Linked DNA regions of Homo sapiens: region 1 is linked to region 2. The links are chromatin loops, found by intact Hi-C in ENCODE. Cell type or tissue: Caco-2. All regions are shown on one strand. Links, peaks and the distances in the headings refer to the core of each region. The heading gives the core; the rest is flanking DNA. Region 1 overlaps VTI1A (vesicle transport through interaction with t-SNAREs 1A). Region 2 overlaps VTI1A (vesicle transport through interaction with t-SNAREs 1A).

What was found. A loop is a pair of places that touch in the nucleus more often than their neighbours do. Peaks named below come from ENCODE experiments on the same cell type or tissue, not always from the same donor. Only the 100,000 strongest peaks of a DNase experiment are listed, where the experiment ranks them.
Region 1: a loop joins it to region 2, with 4 times the contacts of the local background. A loop is called at or near these places in 4 of 110 quality-filtered maps.

What each region holds. Positions count from the first base shown.
Region 1 is chr10:112,803,701-112,814,555 of GRCh38, reverse strand. All of the region lies in intron 7 of VTI1A (vesicle transport through interaction with t-SNAREs 1A), which reads right to left. Among named protein-coding and RNA genes, the nearest start is that of LINC02935, 82 kb to the left of the region's middle. RefSeq lists enhancers at 1,606-2,305, 2,306-3,004, 3,005-3,705, 9,829-10,328. In Caco-2, for the core only: no CTCF peak of the experiment used is centred there; DNase peaks (open chromatin) are centred at 2,425, 2,645, 3,505 and 5,696.
Region 2 is chr10:112,722,038-112,732,961 of GRCh38, reverse strand. The region is part of intron 7 of VTI1A (vesicle transport through interaction with t-SNAREs 1A); the gene reads right to left. Among named protein-coding and RNA genes, the nearest start is that of MIR4295, 93 kb to the right of the region's middle. RefSeq lists an enhancer at 113-614. In Caco-2, for the core only: no CTCF peak of the experiment used is centred there; DNase peaks (open chromatin) are centred at 4,441 and 8,341.

The DNA.
Region 1 (10,855 bases), core at 145-8,144, 83 kb before region 2:
AGAAGGGGGACCAGAGTGGAGACACACGCTCCCAGATGCCTGCAGAGAGCTTCTGATGAGGTTGTTTCATAATTTGTTACCTCATTCGGAGAAAAGAGGTCGAACATCAGAATGCTTTGTTGAGAGTTTCAAAGGGAACCTAGGTCAAACAGCCGTGCCCACGCTCGCTCTCACAGAGCTGCACGGAAATAGAGACATGAGCTGGCTGGCAGTCTAGCCAGCTATCTGTCCAGCTTAAAACCCCACGGCAAACCCCATCCAACCCTCCTCCAAATACCAAGCAGCAAAAGGCCTGCTGCCCTACTCCAGTCACCAAACACTGGACATGGGTCTTCCATGGGGAGGAGCTGGGGAGATGAAGCTGGGCTCCCCACGGAACAGAGACCCCACACCCCTACTTTGTATCTTCACACACAAAAAAATCTTTGCAGGGTATTTTCTACTTCCTAGATGAGTTTATTTCCTGGAAGGATGACATCAGGTTGTAGTTTTAGTCAGATTCCTCCTCACCCATCCCCTTCTTCTCCAAACCTAAACGGTTGAATGGAAACTGTCTTATCAGACCAACCCACTCCCTCGTGGCCCCCTAAAAGGACGAGCTCTCTCTCCTCCTGACAGGTAACAAAATGATCACATTTGCTGACACGTCTTCCGCAAAACTGCCTTAGTGCCTCTGTCCACTCTCCTCGCAGGAGATGAATGGTCCACTTGGTCCTCATTTATCACTCAAGGCTTGGCTAAGATCTGTCTCGTTTAGTTCTTCCCTTCCCCACTAGAAAGTCTGCACTCCGACATTAATTCTTCTGTGATGACAGCTAATTCAGACTTAACAGGCCACACTTACTCAAGAGGCAGGAAGATTCTCTGTCCCCCAAATAAATAAATAAAAACAGGACTTCATGGCTTATGATAGTGAGGCTAATTATCAACACTGATCGGTGCTACTTGGTGGCTCTGTTTAAAACCCAAATTGATTTTTTCCCCCTTTTCTCTGGGAGGGACAGGAGCCTTCAGAATGGTCCCTACACATCCCATTTGCCCAAGTCACTGTCAAAATCTCTATTTACCACAGTCACCCGCATCAGACTTGCAAAGGAAATCAGCAAAATTGAAACTCAGCAGTGAAACAGATTAAAAGCATGAAAACTCTTTAAAATTCTGCCTTAAGTAATCTACAGTAGTGTGTCTCTTGTACAGCTTGGTTGACAACCATTTTATTTGTGGGTTGAGGGCCCCAAGGCATCCATGATGCTAATTTAGAAAGGATTAACTGTGGGTGTTACTTGTTCAATCTGAGGCATGGTAAGAAATATGAATACACAGGAATCCTTAAATCCTCAGCTCTTCCCTAACCTTCCTAATTGGGCTTCACCCCCTCCTTGGTGCACCCACAGGGCCTGGTGGCTTCCCCTCCACCGCCCGCTCTGTTGCTTCCAAGGGCCCAACCTGTGTGGACTGGGACCATGTGGAATTCACCTCTACCACCCCAGCACATGGCACAGTCGCGTTGCACACAGGTACTCAAAAGAGAACTGCCCAAAGAGTGATCGTGAAAGAATGCAGTCTCTGGTAACTGTAATCTTCCATTCAAAGGAGAATGGAGAAGTCTGTGCAATTAATTTGCAGGAAAATCTCAGGAAGTCTGCATGGAAAAGGTTAAAGTTCAAAGTTGAAGCAAGCCCCGTCAAAGATGAAACTTCCTACCATCACGCCTTCTCAGCACTACTTGGTCTTCCCCCTGAAGCTAGAAGGAACTCCTTTGTGCTGGGTGGGGGCGGGGTGTCAGCAGGAAAGGGCATTTGCTTTCAAACCAAATGCTGGCAGACATTTGGGAGGAAGAGTAGAAGGGGATGGGGAAAGAGTTGGAATAGAGAGAGCTCTAAGCAAGCTTGACTGGCTGGGCCATCCACCCCAACCTTGGACCTCAAAGGAGTTGTGCAAATGTGATACCCCTCAGGACCAGAAAAGTGAACTGTCAGGGCATCTGGGTGGATAGGACTGAGCCAGTTTGGAAGGGGGAAATACAGGCTGGCATTGGTGGGCCCCATCTGTGAGGAAGCTTAGTTGCAATCGCAGCCAGGGGCTGCCGGCCTGTATTGCTGTAGGCAAAGCAGAAAGGAATGCAGAGCTCGGAGACAATCAGAAAAACCAGCTAGGCCAAGGGGTTCCCAGCTAGTGAGATGGCAGCGAAGGAACTTGGGGAGAAGCCCAAAGTAACTTCCTCCTAACTTTGGGCAAGGGGAGGGCTTTATGTTGAACTAGGTCTGCAGCAAGCCGTCTTAATCTCCCTTTTGAAAATGCAAAGTGTGTTTACCCAGTAAATAATTTAAGAAAGAATATACACTTGAAAGAAGACATCCATTGAAACAGCCAGGCTAAATTGCCTCCAGGCAAAAACTTGTGCATTTGCATGCTGCATTCTATTAAGTGAGCACACTGTGGCTTTAAAAGAATGCAGAGCCAAAATAAAAGGAATGTGGGCCCGAAACATCAAGGATTCTCCAAGTTTACATTATGAATCACAGTGCTGTTGATACAAGATGAATTAACCATTTACTTTGAGGCTGAACTCACAAAGTACTATTGAAAGTACTGATCCCCATGTGGAACTCAGGGAGCGGTTAATCTTTCCATTGCCAGTCTCCTCCCAGCCTGGAAACGAGCTCCTGCGTGTGGCAGCCGGAATCACAGAAGGCTGGTTCCAGTGCAGGGGACAGGCGCGGCACTGCACCTGGCACAGTTCTCTGCTCTTGCTCGAGGAGCCCAGGAATTCCACTGGAACAGGCATTACGAGTGTTCTCCAATAGCCAGTTCTCCTCTACTTCCAGGCATGGACTGCACTCTTTTTTTTTTTTTTTTTTTTTTTTTTTTTGAGACGGAGTCTCGCTCTGTCGCCCAGGCTGGAGTGCAGTGGCGCAATCTCGGCTCACTGCAAGCTCCGCCTCCCGGGCTCACGCCATTCTCCCGCCTCAGCCTCCCGAGTAGCTGGGACTACAGGCGCCCGCCACCACGCCCGGCTAATTTTTTTTGTATTTTTAGTAGAGACGGGGTTTCACCGTGGTCTCTATCTCCTGACCTCGTGATCCGCCCGCCTCGGCCTCCCAAAGTGCTGGGATTACAGGCGTGAGCCACCGCGCCCGGTCTGCACTCACCTTAATGTTAGGCTTGGTCATGGAACTAGCTTTGGCTAAAGAAATGAGAGCAAAAGTTCTGAGTGTCACTGCCAGCTGGAGGCATCTAACTTCCAGTGTTTGTCTCTCTAGCGGGCTCTTCCTGCGGTTTTGATTTGGGGAGGGAGGGGCTGTATTGTTCCAGAGAGTACAAGTTATAGGATGGTGGTAACATCTTCTGCCTGGATCCTGCAGTCATTATGTAAAGGGCCACTGTCCTGGAGATGCACCTGGACTCCCAGTGGACTTGCGTTAAGCCATTGAGGACTGGGGGTTGTCACTGCCGAATACCATAAGCTCTTTTACCCTGAGTGATAACGCTACCGTCCGCCTCTCAGACAAGACGAGGCATCTGGCCAAGCCAAGAGAGGCTCTGGTTTCATGTATTTCAGAAGCTAAGGTATGATGAAGACTGATAAGATTTTTTTTTTCTTGAAGAACAGGTTTTTGCCTCTTGGTTTTCAAAAGCTGGGAACCTCTTCTGACCTCTTGGTCACAACACTTTTCACTGAAGAATCAGGAGCTTCTTCCAGCCAATGCTCCTGTGTATTGATGACTGATGATATCATGCGTGAGGCCTCACCAGGCCTAGCCAGGCATCCGCTTCCTGTGTACAGCAGATCTACAGTGGCTGCGTTCGTTTCCCTATTCCAAACAGCTGATGCTACCCCAGCTCCAGGGGTACAGCTGTGACTGAGGCTGAGATGGTCAGTACATTCCATGCCCCTGGCCATGGTAACTGGACCAGGAGCAGGCTTGTGACTTAAGTCCATCCAACAGAGTGGATCTCAGCAACTTTGCTTGAAATGCGGGGTCACCTGGACAGTTTGGTGTGTGGATGTCAGGCTGGATCCACTGCAGGCCTTTTGATTCATTGAGGGAAGCCAACCTAAGAAAGAAGCTGACCCACAGTGGGCAGAGAAATAGAACCCCAGTCCTGAAGACAGAGAACTTTAATTTTTAACTTTTTTTTTTTTTTTTTTTGAGATGGAGTCATTCTCTGTCTCCAGGCTGGAGTGCAGTGGTGCGATCTCAGCTCACTACAACCTCCCCCTCCCAGGTTCAAGTGATTCTCGTGCCTCAGCCTCCCAAGTACTTGGGATTACAGGCACCTGCCACCATGTCCAGCTAATTTTTGTATTTTTAGTAGAGATGGGGTTTCACCGTGTTGGCCAACCTGGTTCCAAACTTCTGACCTCAGGTGATCTGCCCATCTTGGCCTCCCAAAGTGCTGGGATTACAAGTGTGAGCCACCATGCCAGGCCGACAGTGAACATTTTTTTTTTTTTAAATCAAACCACCCTTTCTTTGGACTTTAACTTATATGAGAAAATAAACTGACTTTATTTTCCAAAGTCAGTTTGAATTGGGTTTTCTGTTATTTATGACCAAAAAGCATTTTTAGGTTGAGTCACCCTGATTCCAAAACCAGGTCCTTGATCTACGGCATATGTGCATTCTTCCCTCCTCTTCCAAGAGGCATTTCCTGGCTATGTCCCTCTCGTATTCTCCTATCTCCCTACACATCTCTCTTTCCAGTACATTGACTACAGTCCCCAGTAAAAAGTGGACCTTCCACAGTCCGAATTTCTTTTGTCTTTTGTATCCCTGATGCCTAACACACAGCTTGGCATAAATGTTCTCAAAACATGCTTGCTGAGTGAAGAAATGAGAGACTCTACCTACACGTGCTCAGGGTCACGTGGTTATTGCTCTCCTGGTTTCTAAGGACTGCTTGTAGATAAGCACAGCTTTAGGACTTAGCTGTTAGCCACTGTCCCATTAAGGATGCCAGCGGAGTCCCAACTTTTTTACAAGCCTGTGTTCATTAGCTGGAGAGTGGCAGACACTTTACAGGTTCAGAGCAGCATCCTGTACCTGCCTTCCTGCCTGGCCGACTGGCCCTGAATAACGATGCCCCACTTTTGGGGTCTGACAGAACAGTAACAATTAGCAACCGTGAGAGCATAGGATAAATTCTGAGCAGAGGAACCCGGATCTGCTTCTCTCTAGGCACTTCCCAAAACATGGGCCAAGGGAAAGCTCTTTAAATTCTATATCCAATTCAACGTTACTATTCACCAGAAAGAAATGAAAACAGGAGTAGGAGAAACAGTTAATTGTCATCTGCCTCAAACACTCACTTTAATTGGAAGGGTTATTTTCAGAGCTGGGGACATGTTTGCCTCTGAGCTAGAGCTGTGCGGTTATCATGCTGCCTGATAATGCCCATCTTGGGTCTTCTATGTCCTGCATCTCTAGGAGTAATCCTCAGCCCCATCGCGAGAATTCAGGGAGGCTGATCCCACTCTGATTCCACAGATGGACATATGGCCCAGGCAGGCCCAGCCAATGACAGCTCTCTAGCTCTTGCACTACCATTTGCTCAAGGATTGGTCTGCCACTCAAGCCAGATGGAATTCCTCTTGGGATTCTTCCTGGAAAATCAAGAAAAAGATACTGTCTTTACTGAGATTGACTGTCAGGACAGTGAGAACCTGGAGCTGCCAAGGACCATTCTTACTACCATACCGGACGAGGCTGCCTGAAAGAAGCCGACACCAGAGGAATGCAGAGCCGAGAGATAAAGAAAAAGAGACGGATTCCTGAAGACATATTTGAACCCCTGCTTCCTGCTGTGTGCCTGAAACCTGAAGAGTCACACTTCAGCTTCCCAGTTACAGGAGCCAAACAATTCCCCATTGACTGCAGCAAGTATGGTTGGGGATTCTCTCGCTTTCTTTTTTTTTTTTTTTTTTTTGAGATGGAGTCTCGCTTTGTCGCCCAGGCTGGAGTGCAGTGGCGCAATCTCAGCTCACTGCAACCTCCACCTCCCGGGGCCAAGTGATTCTCCTGCCTCAGCCTCCTGAGTAGCTGAGATTACAAGTGCTGCCACCACGCCCAGCTGATTTTTGTATTTTTAGTAGAGATGAGGTTTCACCATGTTTGCCAGGCTGTTCTTGAACTCCTGACCTCAGGTGATCTGCCCACCTCAGCCTCCCAAAGTGCTGGGATTACAGGCATGAGGCACTGCACCCAGCCTCTTACTTTAAATCATACTGATTGTACTGGATTGAACAGTGTCCCTGCAAATTCATGAGGTTCCACCTGGAACCTCAGAATGTGATCTTATTTGGAAATAGGGTCCTTTTTATTTTTTATTTTTAAGAGACAGAGTCTTGGCCTATTGCCCAGGCTGGAGGGCAGTGGTGCAATCACAGCTCACTGCAGCCTTGAACGCTTGGACTCAAGTGATCGTCCCACCTCAGCCTCCCAAGTAGCTGGGACTACAGGCATGCACCACCGCACCTGGCTAATTTTTAAATTTTTTGTAAAGACAGGGTCTCACTATGTTTCCCAGGCTGGTCTTGATCTCCTGGCCTCAAGAGATCCTCTTGCCTCGGCCTCCCAAAGTGCTGGGATTACAGTCATGAGCTCCATGCTGAGCCACCACCATGCCCAGCCTGGAAAGAAGGTCTTTGTGGATGTGATTCATTAGAGATCTTTTTTATTTTTATTTTTTATTTTTTTTGAGACGGAGTTTCACTCTTGTTGCCCAGGCTGGAGTGTAATGGTGCAATCTTGGCTCACTGCAATCTCCGCCTCCCAGGTTCAAGTGATTCTCCTGCCTCAGCCTCCCAAGTAGCTGTGATTACAGGCGTGTGCCACCACGCCCAGCTAATTTTGTGTTTTTAGTAGAGATGGGGTTTTACCATGTTGGCCAGGCTAGTTTCGAACTCCTGACCTCAGGTGATCCTCCTGCCTTGGCCTCCCCGAAGTGCTGGGATTACAGGTGTGAGCCACCACAGCTGGACTTCATTAAGGATCTTGAGAGGAAATCATTCCAGATTTAGGGTGGCCCTAAATCCGATGACTGGTGTCCTTAAGAGAGGACAAAGAGGGGCACGTGAAGATGGAGGCAGAGACTGGAATGATGTTGCCACATGCCAAGGAATGTTGGGCCACCAGAAGCTGCAAGAGGCAAAGAAGAATTCTTCCCTTACACTTTTGGAGAGAGCATCGCCCTGTCAACTCCTTAACTTCAGACTTCTAGTCTTCGCAACTATGAGAGAATAAGTGCATTTAAGCCATGTTGTTACGGCAGCCCTAGCAGCCCTGGAAAATGAATACACTGAGTGCTCGGATCCAGACCAGCATATGGAGCTGGTGATCTTATCTTGGGTTTCGTGATGACTGTTTTCCACGTCTCCACCTTCTTCCCCATGGCTGCACTGCACATTTACTGTGGATCTACACTAAGATCTCCTCCAAAGGACAGGTCAGTCCCAGCCGAGTTCACAGAAGCTTTGCATGCAGCTGTGGGGCTCACAGTCTTCCGAAGCTTTTGATTCTTACATCTCAGAATAAGAATTCCATTCATGAGCAGAGCAGGCAGTTTCCTGAAGCCATGTGAGATAAGGGGACTGAGGGGGCATGTGCCACAACACTCATTTCACAAAACTCCTGCCTCTGGAATAGGCCATTTAAAACAGGAAGAAGGCCAGGTACATTGGCTCATGCCTGAAATCCCAGAACTTTGGGAGGCTGAGGTGGGAGGATCCCTTGAGCTTAGGAGTTTGAGACCAGCCTGGGCAACATAGAGAGACCCTCATCTCTGTGAAAAATTAAAAAAAATTAGGCAGGTGTGGTGGCCTGTGCTTGTGGTCCCAGCTACTAAGGAGGCTGAGGCAGGAGAATTGCTTAAGCCTGAGGGTGAAATCGCAATGAGCCACGATTGCACTGCTGCATTCCAGCCTGGGTGACAGAGTGAGACCCTATCTCAAAAATAAAAAAAAATAAGGCTGGGCACGGTGGCTCATGCCTGTAATCCCAGCACTTTGGGAGGCGGAGGTGGGCAGATCACTTGAGGTCAGGAGTTTGAGACCAGCCTGGCCAACATGGTAAAATCCCATCTCTACTAAAAATACAAAAATTAGCCGGGTGTGGTGGCGTGTGCCTGTAGTCCCAGCTCCTCGGGAGTCTGAGGCAGGAGAATCGCTTGAACCCGGGAGGTGGAAGTTGCAGTGAGCCAAGATCTTGCCACTGCACTCCACCCTGGGTGACAGAGTGAGACTCCGTCTCAAAAATAAAATAATAAAAAAAAAGGGAAGAAAACTAGATGCTATCTCTGGGCCAATCTACCAAGCCATCATCAGCCATTAGTAGCCCCCACTGGCTAACATCAATTTAGGTGTAGTCAGTCATCCGAGAGACCTGAGGGACTGGGACACAGTGGGGATGAGTTTTGATGGGCAGGGAGATGAGCACTTTCTCCAGCAAGGAACTGAGGAGCCACATCCACTCCCTGAGCCCTGGCATATCTAGATTAGGTCCTGAGTGAGGACTGGAGTCGCTTCGCCCTGTTTCTAAATTTTTCTTAATACTTAGCTCAACAGGAATCAGCACGCTCTGTCTGCAGAGGGCCAGATAGTCAGTATATTAGTGTGCTAGGGCCGGCATAACAAAGTCCCACAGACTGGGCGGCTTCAACAACAGAAAGTTATTGTCTCCCAGTTCTGGAGGCCAGAAGTCCAAGGTCAAGGTGTCGGCAGGGTTGGTTCCCTGAGAGAGCAGTGAGAGAGTCTGATCCATGCCTCTCTCCCAGCTTCTGGTGGGTTGTCAGCTATCTTTGGGGTCCCTTAGCTTGTAGATGCATTCCCTCATCTCTGCCTTTGTTTTCACAAGGTGGTATCTCTGTGTGAGTGCCTGTGTTCAAGTTTCTCCTTTTAATAAGGACACCGGTCACATTGGTTTAGGAGCCCACCCTATTCCCGTACCTCATCTTAACTAATTGCATTTGCAAAGACATTATTTCCAAATAAAGTCATATTCTGAGGTACCAGAGGTTAGTACTTCGACATATAAATTAAGGTGAGAGGCTGCAATTTAACCCATAACTAAACATTTTAGGCTTTGGGGACTACGCAGTCTGTCACAACTACTCAACTTTGTTCTCGTAGTGTAAAGCAGCCAGTGACATATGTCAACGAATAAGCATGGCTGTGTTCCAATACAATCTTTATTTACAGACACTAGAATCTGAGTTGTATAATTTTGAATGTGTATAATTTTCACATGTCAAAAATTCTTCTTTTGAGTTTTTTTCAACCATTTAAAAATGTACAACTATTATTAGCCCGTGGCTAAAACAGGAGGAAGGCTGGATATAGCCCACTGTCTGTGATTTGCCCACTCATGATCTAAAAGCCAAAAGCTACTGGCTGGGCACAGTGGCTCACGACTGTAATCTCCACACATTTGGGAGGCTATGGTGGGAGGATCGCTTGAGGGCAGGAATTTGAGACCAGCCTGGGCAACATGGTGAGACCCAAGTCTCTACAAAAAGTAAAAAAAAAAAATAGCCAGGCGTGGTGGGGCACACCTTTAGCCCCAGCTACTCTGGAGGCTGAGACGGGAGGATTGCTTAAGCCCAGGAGTTCAAGGCTGCAGTGACCTGTGATCGCACGACTGCATTCCAGTCTGGGAGACAGAGCAGGACTCTGTCTCAAAAAAAAAAAAAAAAAAAAAAAAAAATCTATAATCTACCTAGGGCGGCCCTCCTTGGTTAAATTATGTGGTGGTCTTCGACAAGGCATGAGCTGCACAGACAGGTCTGGCAGGTCTGGCTGAAGTCCTTCTGAAGAACAAAGGAAACACAGAGTCCCTGCCCTATGGGAACTTATGGTGTCACAATGAGCAATCAATGAATGACAGAAGCCTCACGACAAAGGCCGCGATTAGAGTAATGCCAGGGCCGGGACAATGTGTTCTGTGCCCATAATCTGGTATTTACCTGGTGTGACCTAGAGCAAGTCACCCCATGACATTTGGGTTTCAGTTTCTTCCCCAACAAAATCAGCCAACTCACAAACCACCCCAGGGAGGAGAGGATTAGCTCATTAAAGATTTTAAAGCACTCTGAAAAGCTCTTTACATGTGTGCAGCTGGCAAATCATTCTGTAAAAGGAGATGGTATTTCAGGAAAGGTGAGAGGCACTGGTTGTCAGAGGCTGGAGAAGCTGCCTAGGAAACTTCCAGTGGCTGGATGGGAAGGTGGGGGCAGGAATCCAGGAAGCTGCTGCTTCCCAAGCCTGCCAGGCTTCTGGTTCCCACAGGCTGGTATCCATCTGGGCCTCATGCTGACAGTCTCCTGAGCACAGCCGAGCCTTCTCTCCCATAAACATCAAAAGGGAGGGGAGGGCATCACATTGGCTGGCTCCGGGATACCTTCCCAGCCTGGGAAGGCAGCCAACAAGTACCTGTCAGAGCCCACTGATAAGTCCGATGGGTTTAGATCAGTAATGTGTAGTTACATTGCACTCTATGTTGCCAAATGTGTACAGCAAATTTCAGCCTGGGCACCACGGCCACTGCCATTCTTAAATATGGACTTGACAATGGCAGGGGGCCTGCAGAGCGGCTTTGCTGGCTGCAGACTCCCAGATAGGATCAAGGCAGCTCACTTCAATCAAAGGGCTTGGAAAGAACTTGAAGAGAATTAAATAAGGATGTTCTAGAAATGCAAGGTATATTTAACTCCTCACAGGTCTGTAGATGGCTAGACCTGGAAAAGGCCTCCATGCCCTAGTCTAAATTCTTCATTTTATTTTATTTTTTTTAGAGACAGGGTCTCACTCTGTCACCCAGGCTGGTGTGCAGTGGCACGATCACAGCTCACTGCAGCC
Region 2 (10,924 bases), core at 1,210-9,209:
GAATTGGAGGTATGTTCTCTTCTTGGGGACCATCCACCTTTACTGTGTCAACTCTGGCTGACCTAGTAATGTGAGCAGTCAATCTGCCATGTGAAAACATATCAGAGGGAGGGGAAAAAGCAGCAAAGTACATCCAGAGAGAAGCATGTGGGTCAGGAAACAGTAAGAAAAACTTTCTGGCATTCATATTGGTCATCAGTAGCCCAAGGGGAATAAAGGGTTTCCTGATGCTCAGTGCATCATCAGGAAGATTAATTAACATTTGTAAAGGCCACACACAGTGTGAAAGGCCCAGTAATGGATCTCCAAAAGCCACAGTCCCTGCTTTCCAGAAGGTCATGAAACAAGGAGTGGAAAATATTCCCTAGAAGACAGAGCTGGATGACCTCGACCATGAAGAACATTGCAAAGAAACGACCGGGCTTGTCTGGGATTCTCTTCATTCTGAAGTTGAATCTGATCTGACAGATGTGGTGAGTAATTAAACCCTTGTCCATTCATAGTCTGAATGCTTGCACTGCACAGAGAATGGGGCAGGAATAATGAGAGGCACAGCCCCTCTGGGACTATTCAGGAGTGCTCAAATTTGCATGGTCACATGAACCCAAAGGAAGTGGATTATGCTGGCCTGGCCAGGAAGTAGAGACAGCCAAAGATTTCTGATTTGCATAAATCCTAAGGCTGGAAGGCAGAGAGGCTTAAAGGCTCTCAAAAAAGGCCAGATGTAGCTGCCTTCCCTAGAACCCAGCACATCTCTGTAGCTAGATGCCTTCTCACAAAGGCTGTACAGGTAATCAAACTTGTGATGTCATTTGCTCAAAAGTTTCATAAATATGTACTGTTAAGTTCCCCAAAAATGTGATTTTTACAAGTGAAGTTGCTGTACAGTCTCCTAGGGAATGGATTCTTTTAATTAGCTTGAAAAAAAGGTGATTCGGTAAAGGGTAATGCATTTTATTATGATTAATGCTGTCAAATAATTTCTAATGGTGTGACAAGGTGCTTAAGTAAAGAATTGTTTGTGGCTTTAAAAAATAGTTAATGCCTCTCAAAAAGGATTATTTTCTTTTTAAGTTTCAAATGAAGGCTACTAATTAATTAATCCATTTACATAAAAATGTCTTGGATCAGCTACCTGCAAAGATAAAGGATGAAATCTATCCTCTAATTGGAAAAAGAAAAACTGCTATAAAATATGTGGAATAAACATATGAAAGTAATCTACAAAAGGCAAATAGAAGTCATTAATTAAAAACTGACATCAAAAATTTCATTTCATTCTATGCAATATTAAAAATATTGGTGATGTCATATACTTAACTGAGTAATCTTCCTAAAATATGCCTTCTCATGTATGCTGTTTTATGCAGTTTTTTTTTTTTTTTTGAGATGGAGTTTCACTCTTGTTGCCCAGGCTGGAGTGTAGTGGCACGATCTCGGCTCACTGCAACCTCCACCTTCCAGGTTCAAGCGATTCTCCTGCCTCAGCCTCCTGAGTAGCTGGGATTACAGGTGCCTGCCACCATGCCTGGCTAATTTTTTTGTATTTTTAGTAGAGATGGGGTTTCGCCATGTTGGGCAGGCTGGTCTTAACTCCTGACCTCAGGTGATCCACCTGCCTTGGCCTCCCAAAGTCTTGGGATTACAGACGTGAGCCACCGGGCCTGGCCTTATGGAGTTTATTCACGGGAAGTCATGCAAAACTACATGGTGGTTTCAAGAAATTGGACTGAAATCTCCCTTCAGTTTTTCCCAAAATGTAGCTAACTTCATGTTATCTCCCAGATTCATAGACATCAGGCAACCAAGCTTGGTGAAAGCATTCCAACTTTTGCTCCCTTCAGTTCTGAACGAGTGCTACCCTTGATATAAACAGTCATTACAGACCCAGAATGCAACAAAGAAGGCAGATATTTACTAGTGAAAAACTGAAGTTCCTTAATCACTTTAATATATATAATCAAATGGAAATTATATATTACCCAGACTAATTATATATAATTTCTTGGCATCAGGTATAAACTATTCAGACTATCAAGGAAAAAAATAAAAAGATGCTTCTTTATAGCAGAATTTTTATTATAAAATATATCTCACAGCAAATCCCATCTTTTTAGTATCTGGTCTTTAGTCTTTGATGATTTCAGTTTGTTTTTCCAAATTTTTTTTCCAAGCTGAGGCTGTGCTGCCATTTTTGCAATTGGGATTGGTATTTTTATGATCACTTACTGGATTTATTATACGGTGGTTGAATAAACTGCTGACAAGAAAAGTGGAAAGGGAAAGAGAGAAAAGAGGAGAGAGTTAAAAAGCCAAGGAGATGGAAAAAGAAGAAAAAAGAGGGAAGAAAGAACAGGAAGGAAAGGGGGAAAGAGGTTAAAAAAAAAATCCTAAAAGTAGATGTTGTAATACATAGGAAAAAGAAACTCGGGCACCTGTCAAAGGGACTCCATGTGTCAGTGAACTGCAGGAGGTGACACTTAGGCATCCTGGCTGTACATCATCCCTCACTCTAAATGAATGTAAAGGTAGATCTTTATTCTTTTGGACTGACAAGATCACGCCACAAGGTGACTATCAATTGGCAGGGACTTCAACTTTACAAAGTTGTGCTGAAAGACAGAATTATCAATAAGCTCCTGAAGACACATTCTCACCAGGAGAAATGGAAAACTCAGGTTCTAGCCAAGTCCTTAAGAATGCAGAGGAAGGAGGGTCACAGAATGGAGGAAATCTCTGGTTTGCTGGTAGCTGTAACCTCTCCCCCTTAAAAAGCCCATCTTCACCTTTAAAATAATGCAGATTGTTCATGTATTCTTTGAAGGAGCTTAACATGACTTGTACAAAAGGCCAGCATAATTTTCCAGCTGTTTTGCTGAGAAATATGCCCTCTTCTATGGTCAGTGAGATTCAGCTCCAGAGAAGTGAAATAACTCAATCCAGGTGTTGCTGCTGGGGAGAGAGGTCCTGATGTTGGGGCCCCTGGATTGGAGGTCAGCATGCCCAGCCTTTGGCTGTGGAACTTTCTGGGGAGTATCAGGTTTGCTACGCACAAAGAGGGCTGGTAGAACTCTCCTGATCACAAGACATGACACTTGCCAGTACCACTAGAGCGCTGAAGAGGCGCAGGTTTCCTTTTCCCTGTCTTTGTAGATTACACCAAGGGTGTCCAGCCTGCAATCAGCTGATTTGAAAATGGAGTGCCCACCTGACTGTATTTCAATTGCTTCATATCCCCATCAACAACAATGGATCAGCCCACAGGAGGTGCTGACCCTTCACTGCTTGTGCCTCGTAAGAGATCTCTTGGAAGTGCTCATCAATTTGCGTGTGTTTTTCTTGTTACTTCTGTTGTATATTTCGCATGTGGTCTATTTCATAATGAGAAAAGTCTTCCTAAGATTCTACACAGAGCTATAACTTCTTAACCTTATGGAGTCTAAGTTTCTTTAACTGTAAAATTGAGACAGTTCCTATTTGTGGGGATTGTTGATAATTAAAAAATAAGCATGTTGCTTAGCACAAAAAAGGCACACAAGAAGTGGTAAACATCACAATTACTACCACAGAAAAAGAAGTGCAAAAAGTTGTTTAGGGCTATGAAAACATCTTTATTTTCATATTTTTATTCCCAGAGGTTTAAAATGTTCAGGTCTGTTTGCATTCTTTTTGGTCTCTGCTGCTATCAACACATTATTTAAAGAGTGTTAGAAAAGTTAATCCAAGAGAAACACACTTTTGGTCATTGGCCTCTTTAAGTGACACCTTTTTCATTAATTATTACCTTTCAGTGACAGTGCTGTGGCCAATTTCCATTCCCTCTGTTGGCCTGTATGAGTTCTAGGGTAAAAAGTGGTTTGGAACCTTTTTAGTCAAGGAGCAAAGAAGGCTATTTTTTTAAACTTTTAAGAAAAAAAATCAAAACCACCCAAACCAAAACCCCTAAAAGGCATCATGGTTGTTAAGGCTGAGAAGTTAGACCTGGTTCTGAGACCAGCTCGGCCACTTACGGAGGGCATGATCTGAGTTAGTTGTTTCCTTACTTATAAAATGGTATAATAAAAACATTGATCTCTTAGGCCTATTGTGCAGATTAAAAAAAAATCTACTAACATAAAATGCATAGCCCCATGCCTGGTACATACAATGGTTACCATAATCATGCTACTATCAATAACCATAAAACTCCATACAGGAGTCAGGGCATTGGTGCAGTGAACATTTGTTGTTAGATATTGTCCGAGAACACTAGGGGTAGCCTGAGCCCCTAATTACCCCCAAGTATGATTCTATTTTTTTTCTTCCATTTCAGGAAATTCATTTGTACTTGAAAATAGTCATTAAGCTGAGCCCTTTGTGATGCATGTGTTTAAAAAATGTGGTGGTGACACCTGGGTTATCAGTCTCTTTATTTGCAAAGACAAAGGTCACATCAGACTTTAGCTATTGTGCATTTCTGGGCCCACATACTGTGGACAAGCTCCTTTATCCCTTCAATGTCCCATGCATGGTAAGCAGGACAACTGTTTCCTTTTTATTAGATAGGGCAAACGGCCTGTGTTGTTCAAAAGGGATGTTAAAAAGCAAAGTTATTTCCACAAAATTTATAGCTCACTTAGTTGTTGATAAACATAAACCAGGTGTCACTCTTGCAACACATACCCAGACACCCTCTACTACTGATTTCACCAGCTGTGCAACATATTCTCAATTTTTCTTCTTTTACTTTTAGCAGATAATGTTTCTGAATCCACTCATTTTGAGGGGGGTGGGGGGAAGAAAAGAAAGAAGGAAACCTGTCTCTTTACGCAGGGACTGGTTCCACAGAACCTGAGAAACTTTCCTGAGGTAAAATCCCTTTCTCTGGTTAGTGAGACAGCCGGTGACTTCGGGTTCAGACTGTCCCCCCAGCAGCCTGCTGTGTCACAGATGTGCTGCTAGGGGTGTGGAATGGACCCTACTGGGTATGGGGGTGGTGAAGAGGGGCTGTGAGGTTGGGATTAAACCCCTCCTTAAGTTGGTCGGTCCTCAGGCCGCCTGGTAACTTTCTACAAGCCCAGTTTTTAAAGGCAAGATTTTCAAAGAACAGATTTTACTAATTCTGGATCCTTAGGGAAGACAGAAAGAGATGACATAAAGGGGTAAGAGAAGGGAAAAACTAGGCAGAGAATGCATGACCATATCTCGTTTGCCTTTCATTTATAATAAACTCTTATTCTGTCAATTAAGTAAATTATATTCTTCCCACTGTGACTATCATTATACTTGAGACCACTCTAGTTTTTCTGCCCTGTAAATGGATCACATTTGTTACTGACTTGTTAATTCATACAACATGTACACTGAAATACAAACCGTCCCGAAAGCCTCACAACTTCCACAGTGAGGACCAGCTCTTTAAGATTATTCTATTTATTTCACATTCTATGAGAATATTCAGTGAAGTTAATGACTGCTTATAATTTATTTCCTATCATATTTTTTTCATGTAAGTAGCTTCAACTTCCTAGGAATTATAAAAAAAATTTTTTTTTTCCCTGCAGGGTATCATTAGGGAATAAATGTGGTTTCTTCTTTTGGGCAACAGTTTTGCTCTGCTCACCTTTCAGCAAAGATTTACTGAATACCAACTCTATGCCTTGTTCTAGGTATACTTTGTAGAAGTATAGAGTGGAGAAAGACAGGCTAAAACAACAAGGTAGTAGGGTGAGTAAAGGTACTCTGGGTTTCATGTTGTTGCTTCTTAGACTATCTGAAATGAAGGACCAGTTTGTGCTTTGGTTTTTAATTTCCAACCTGTTGACAACTGATGGGGGGGCCTTTTTGCATGACTGCTATGCAGCTCCCACTGCGTGCAACTCACCTTGTGAACTCATCAGCACCCAAAATGCTTTGTACCCTATTCAATGAGACAAGTCCAAGGACCATATGCTTGCATGTTGTGACCACATCAAATTGCTATAAATTTTTTTAGATGCCTGTTCTCAGTTTCTACATTTATGATGTCACGGAATGACATCAAATAGTTCATAGACTGGCACCAGGAGTACTTCTATACCAAAGAATAAATAATGTTGAGTGGAGTGATTTGAAACTGACCCCCCGGTATCAGCTATATGCCTTCTTGTTCAGACTCACCTCCAAACCCTGCAGCCTCCAACAAGCCAGTGCACATCAGGATCTAGTCTATGAAAACAAATGAAACTCCAAGATACCCTGAGCTCCTTGAAGCCCATGAAATTGTCTGTAAAATTTTGTGTATATGTACATTTTTCCAGAGAGAGGTTCTATAGTTTTCATCAAATGTACAAATAGGTATGTGGCCTCAAAATGGTTAAGATAAACTAACTCCTTAACACTTTTTCATTACCTGGCAACCCTAGTTAAGAATTTCAACTTGCAACTGCCCATGCTTCCTAGGAAACACACACACCTGAGGGGATTGTTGGTTTTATGAAGCCTTCCTGGGTCTGGGGCCAGGACTGCCTGTTTCCATGGTGTTTCAAAGCATGGTTGTTCTGGGTTAAGAACAAGACTAAATTTGTCTACTGACGGCTTGGACAGCAACAGGAGGTTGACTCCCTTCAAGAAATAAAAACATAAAAATAGTCTGTGTAAGAAAGGGTACCATTATTCTTCAACATTAGAGAAGTGTTCCCCACTCTGGTGTCTTAGAAGCCCAGAGATGAGCTGGGGTATCTGATTTAGAAGGAGAGGATGAAGGCATTGAGAGAAGCAGCAGGATCTGGTTGGAGAAGGAGGTGGAATCACAGGGAGCACTGGCCATTATAAGACTGTGTGGGGAGGGAGCATCCAGGTGGAACCAGATGCCTACGGACAGCAGGACGATGAGATACCAAGGAAGACTGCGTTACCACTCCAACATAAACATAACCATTTCAGGGGAAATCTACCCTTGGTGTCTAGACTGAAGTCTTTATATACTATTTCCTAAGGAAAGGAATCAGGATTCCTTGTAAAAATAGTTGCTTCCAGGTTTGGGCCAGGAGCCTATGGCATCTTATCCTGACAGAAAAGACTAGTGGAATCATGTTAAAAGGCAAAAGAGGCAACTTGAAGGGGATCTCACCGATCAAAGAGTAATGGATGGACACCTATAAAATAGATAAAAGTCCAAGGGTTTATATTGATGCTCAAAACAAACAAGCAAGCATCATTGATCACTTTTGCAGGTTGCTGGTGCCATTCAATAATCTGAAAACTATTTAATAAACAGAGGCATTTATGCTGCTTTTCTGATATGAACTGTATTTCAGAGTAACCAAATAGTTGATGATAGTAAGCTTTTCTATATGATAGAATAATAGCTAGTAAATGCAAACTGAATGACAGAAGTGAACATTACCATGTTGTAATCCCTAATGAATGTTGGCAGTGATCATCAGTGGTTGCTAAAACTATTATGTTAACAGGTTGATAGAGAACTTCATAATGGATGAAAGGCTGACCACACCTGAACCCACTGATCAATCTTGATCTCAATAAATGTAATGCAAACAGATGTTATGTGCCTCCTGATGTGATACAGTTGAATTTGCATCTCATTAAGTCATTTGATCTAAGTATTAATTTACAGAAAGTACAGAGGAAATATAAACATGTTAAATGGCACCATGGAGATGCAATATTCAAATACATAAAATGAACATTTTTACAGGACGATAATCTACAGGACAAAAATTTTTACAGGACAATTTCTTCAACAAATAAATGTAATAAAAACAGGAGGGCGATCTGTAATAGATTAAAGAACGTTTAAAGACAGATCAACCAAATGCAATAGATATACTGTGTTTGCAGCCTGATTTAAACCGTCCAGCTATTTGTGAATGCTTTGGAAACAATTAGGAAATACTGAACCCAGACAGGTTATGCAGTCATTTCTAAATAGTGATTACGTTTTTTAAAAGTTATGCTGTATGTTCTAGAGATACATACTGAAATATTTACAGGTAAAATCAGACATCTGGGATTTGCTTTAAAACACTCTAACAAAACAAAACAAAAAGAGGAGAGAAGGATAAAACAAGAAGGGTGACATGTTGGTAGCTGTTGAAGATGGGTGTTAGAGACATGTGGGTTCATTACACTATTTTGTCTCTGTGTGTGAATTTCTGTAAAAAGGTTTTTGTTTTTTTTTCTTTTTTTTTTTTTCAAAAAAAGGGGGGATGGGGGAAGGAAATCTCACAGAATATAAAGCAAGCAAGACAGGCAAGCTAATGAAAACACAACCCTTATCTATAGAGTTTTTGAGTTCATGTCCAAACTTGCCCCAGCTCTGGGGTCTGAGGGAGGGCGAACACAGATTACATGAGGGAATGCACTCACTGCTCTCTTAGTGCAGGGTTACTAGGTGCATGGGAATTCACGGGGAAAGAGCAATTTGTGCTGAGTTCATAATCCCCAAGAGAGGTCAGGGCAGCTTTCTGATTGGTTGGAGGAGATAGAGCCTTCCAGGATCTACCCTGGAAGAGGCAAGCAAAAGGATCCCAGCCATAGTTTGGTGTCCTCTTTAACCTCATTCCCAGGGCAAATCCAAAACAAGTACCAACAGTACCATGCCATCTGGAATTCTATAATGCACAGCTGGCAATATGTCACGGTAAGCAACCCTCCGAACTGTAGATGATTGGCATATTTAAAGGCCACACACATCTTTTCTTCAGCTCTCTGTCTATCCTCTTATATGTTATTAATGCATGTAATAAATTTGGCCTTGGACAGGGCTTGGTTAAAGGCAATAACACCATACTTGATACAGAAATGACCTATTGGGACCTGTAATATCTCTGTGCCAGCTTTTTTCAATTAAATGACCACAACTAGCAAACAACTATTAACATGGGGACTGTGTGGGATACAAAGATATGCAGTGTCTGCAATGGTGAACCACTAAATGCTTGTAGGAGAAAAAGGGAAAAAAGTTTCTCATATAAGTTCTTGAGACAAAGATGTTATTCAGCTTTACAATCCTTTGAGCTCCTGCTAGGAATATTCCACCAGTGTCCACAATTGCAGTTAGAGGCTATCTTGATAGAATCTGTGTGCTAGAAAACCTGTAATATGCACATAATGTCCGCTCTTGCCCTGAATCCCAGAGAATGGAGGACTATTGCTACTGTACTCTCAGTGACTAGAGCAACTTCAAATTATTCCTTCATCAACTGAAAACTAAATAGAAACTATGCTTAATTGTGTTCTTTGATTTTTCTCTGAGGCTATCCCACATATTCAAATTATATTTACTTTTTAAACGATTAGGACACTGGCATTTGGAGCCCTTGCTTCCTATTTAGCAGTAACCATGCTTTCCAAACCACAGGTTTGATCAGCAGGGTGGGCCATCTGAAATTGAGATTGTCCTGAAGATTCAGGAGGTCAGCCTGCCGCATGCAGTACATGCCTTTCCCAGTTACGAAACAGAAACCCAGCCTGACCCTTCAGTCCGGGCCCCCACCTTGCAGAGCTATGGCCTGATCTTAATGTAGAATCAAGTGCTCGATGGAAAAACAGGTTACCGGGTTCAAGCTTGATCTTCTTGCAAAAAGTCCGATGCAAAACATTCCACTTCATCGGGAAGTTCTAGAGCTGAGAAGTATGTTGCTAATGTTGCTAAGAGTTCTTAGTTTTCAAGTAAGGCCAGGTATAGTCCTGTACAGGGAAGAGCACTTTTTCTATAGGTTCCTAGCTTCTAACACCTAGCAGGACACCACTGCTACCAACAACAAAACAATAATGGTGACGAGGAGGACGATGATGATGGTGGTAATTATAATATCATAATATGTAGAGTTTTAATTTTCTTTTGGGTCTTTATTAACTTTAGCCTTTACTTTGTAACTACTATTATTATCTTGATTTACAAATAAAGAACTTGAGGCACAGAGTGATTAAAATAACTTTCCTGACGTCACAAAGCTAGTAAGTGGACAAAGCCAGGCTGTCTGGCTCAAGAGCAGCAGTGTGAACCACTGTAAGACACTGCCCCTTATTGTACTAAAGAGCATTGGCTTTGAATTGATAATAGAAATGCTAGACAAGAAGCTGAATTACAAAAGCAAACGTCCAGATTTTGCCTGGACTCATGCTCAGAGTAGACTGATTAGATGAGCTCTTCTTAACTCTGGTTTCATGTAAGCATCACCCGGACAGCTGTTAAGATACTGGGAACCCACCAGTATCTGGGAACTAGAGAATATGATTCATTTGGTCTGCGGTGGGGCCTGGGCATCTGATTTTTAAAAAGCTCCCCAGGTGATTCTCACGAGCAACAAGGGCTGAGAGCCACTGACCTCTGAAGCACTTTGCAAAACTAAAAAACAAATTTGGAATTGCTGCCTCTTTTCTCTTTCTCTTGGATAGTCACAAAGAACAACAGCATGTTGCAGGCTCATATCAAATCTTTTTTTAAAAATGTTTAATTTTTTTATTATTATACTTTAAGTTCTAGGGTACATGTGCACAATGTGCAGGTTTGTTACATATGCATACATGTGCCATGTTGGTGTGCTGCACCCATTAACTCGTCATTTACATTAGGTATTTCTCCTAATGTTATCCCTCCCCCATCCCCCCACCCAACGACAGGTCCCGGTGTGTGATGTCCCTCACCCTGTGTCCAAGTGTTCTCATTGTTCAATTCCCACCTATGAGTGAGAACATGTGGTGTTTGGTTTTCTGTCCTTGCGATAGTCAAATCTTATCTGAATATAGATCCCTTGTTGTATACAGCATCTGTTAACATAGATGGGAACAGCTGTTCTAACCTTTTACAAACCAGTAATCCAGGTTGATAAATTTGGTTACTTTCTTTTAAAGAGAAAACCCTGTACCCTTAACATTGCAGGATAAGAGTGTATCAGAGCTAAACTCTCTTTCCTCAATAAGGATACAGAGGACCCCT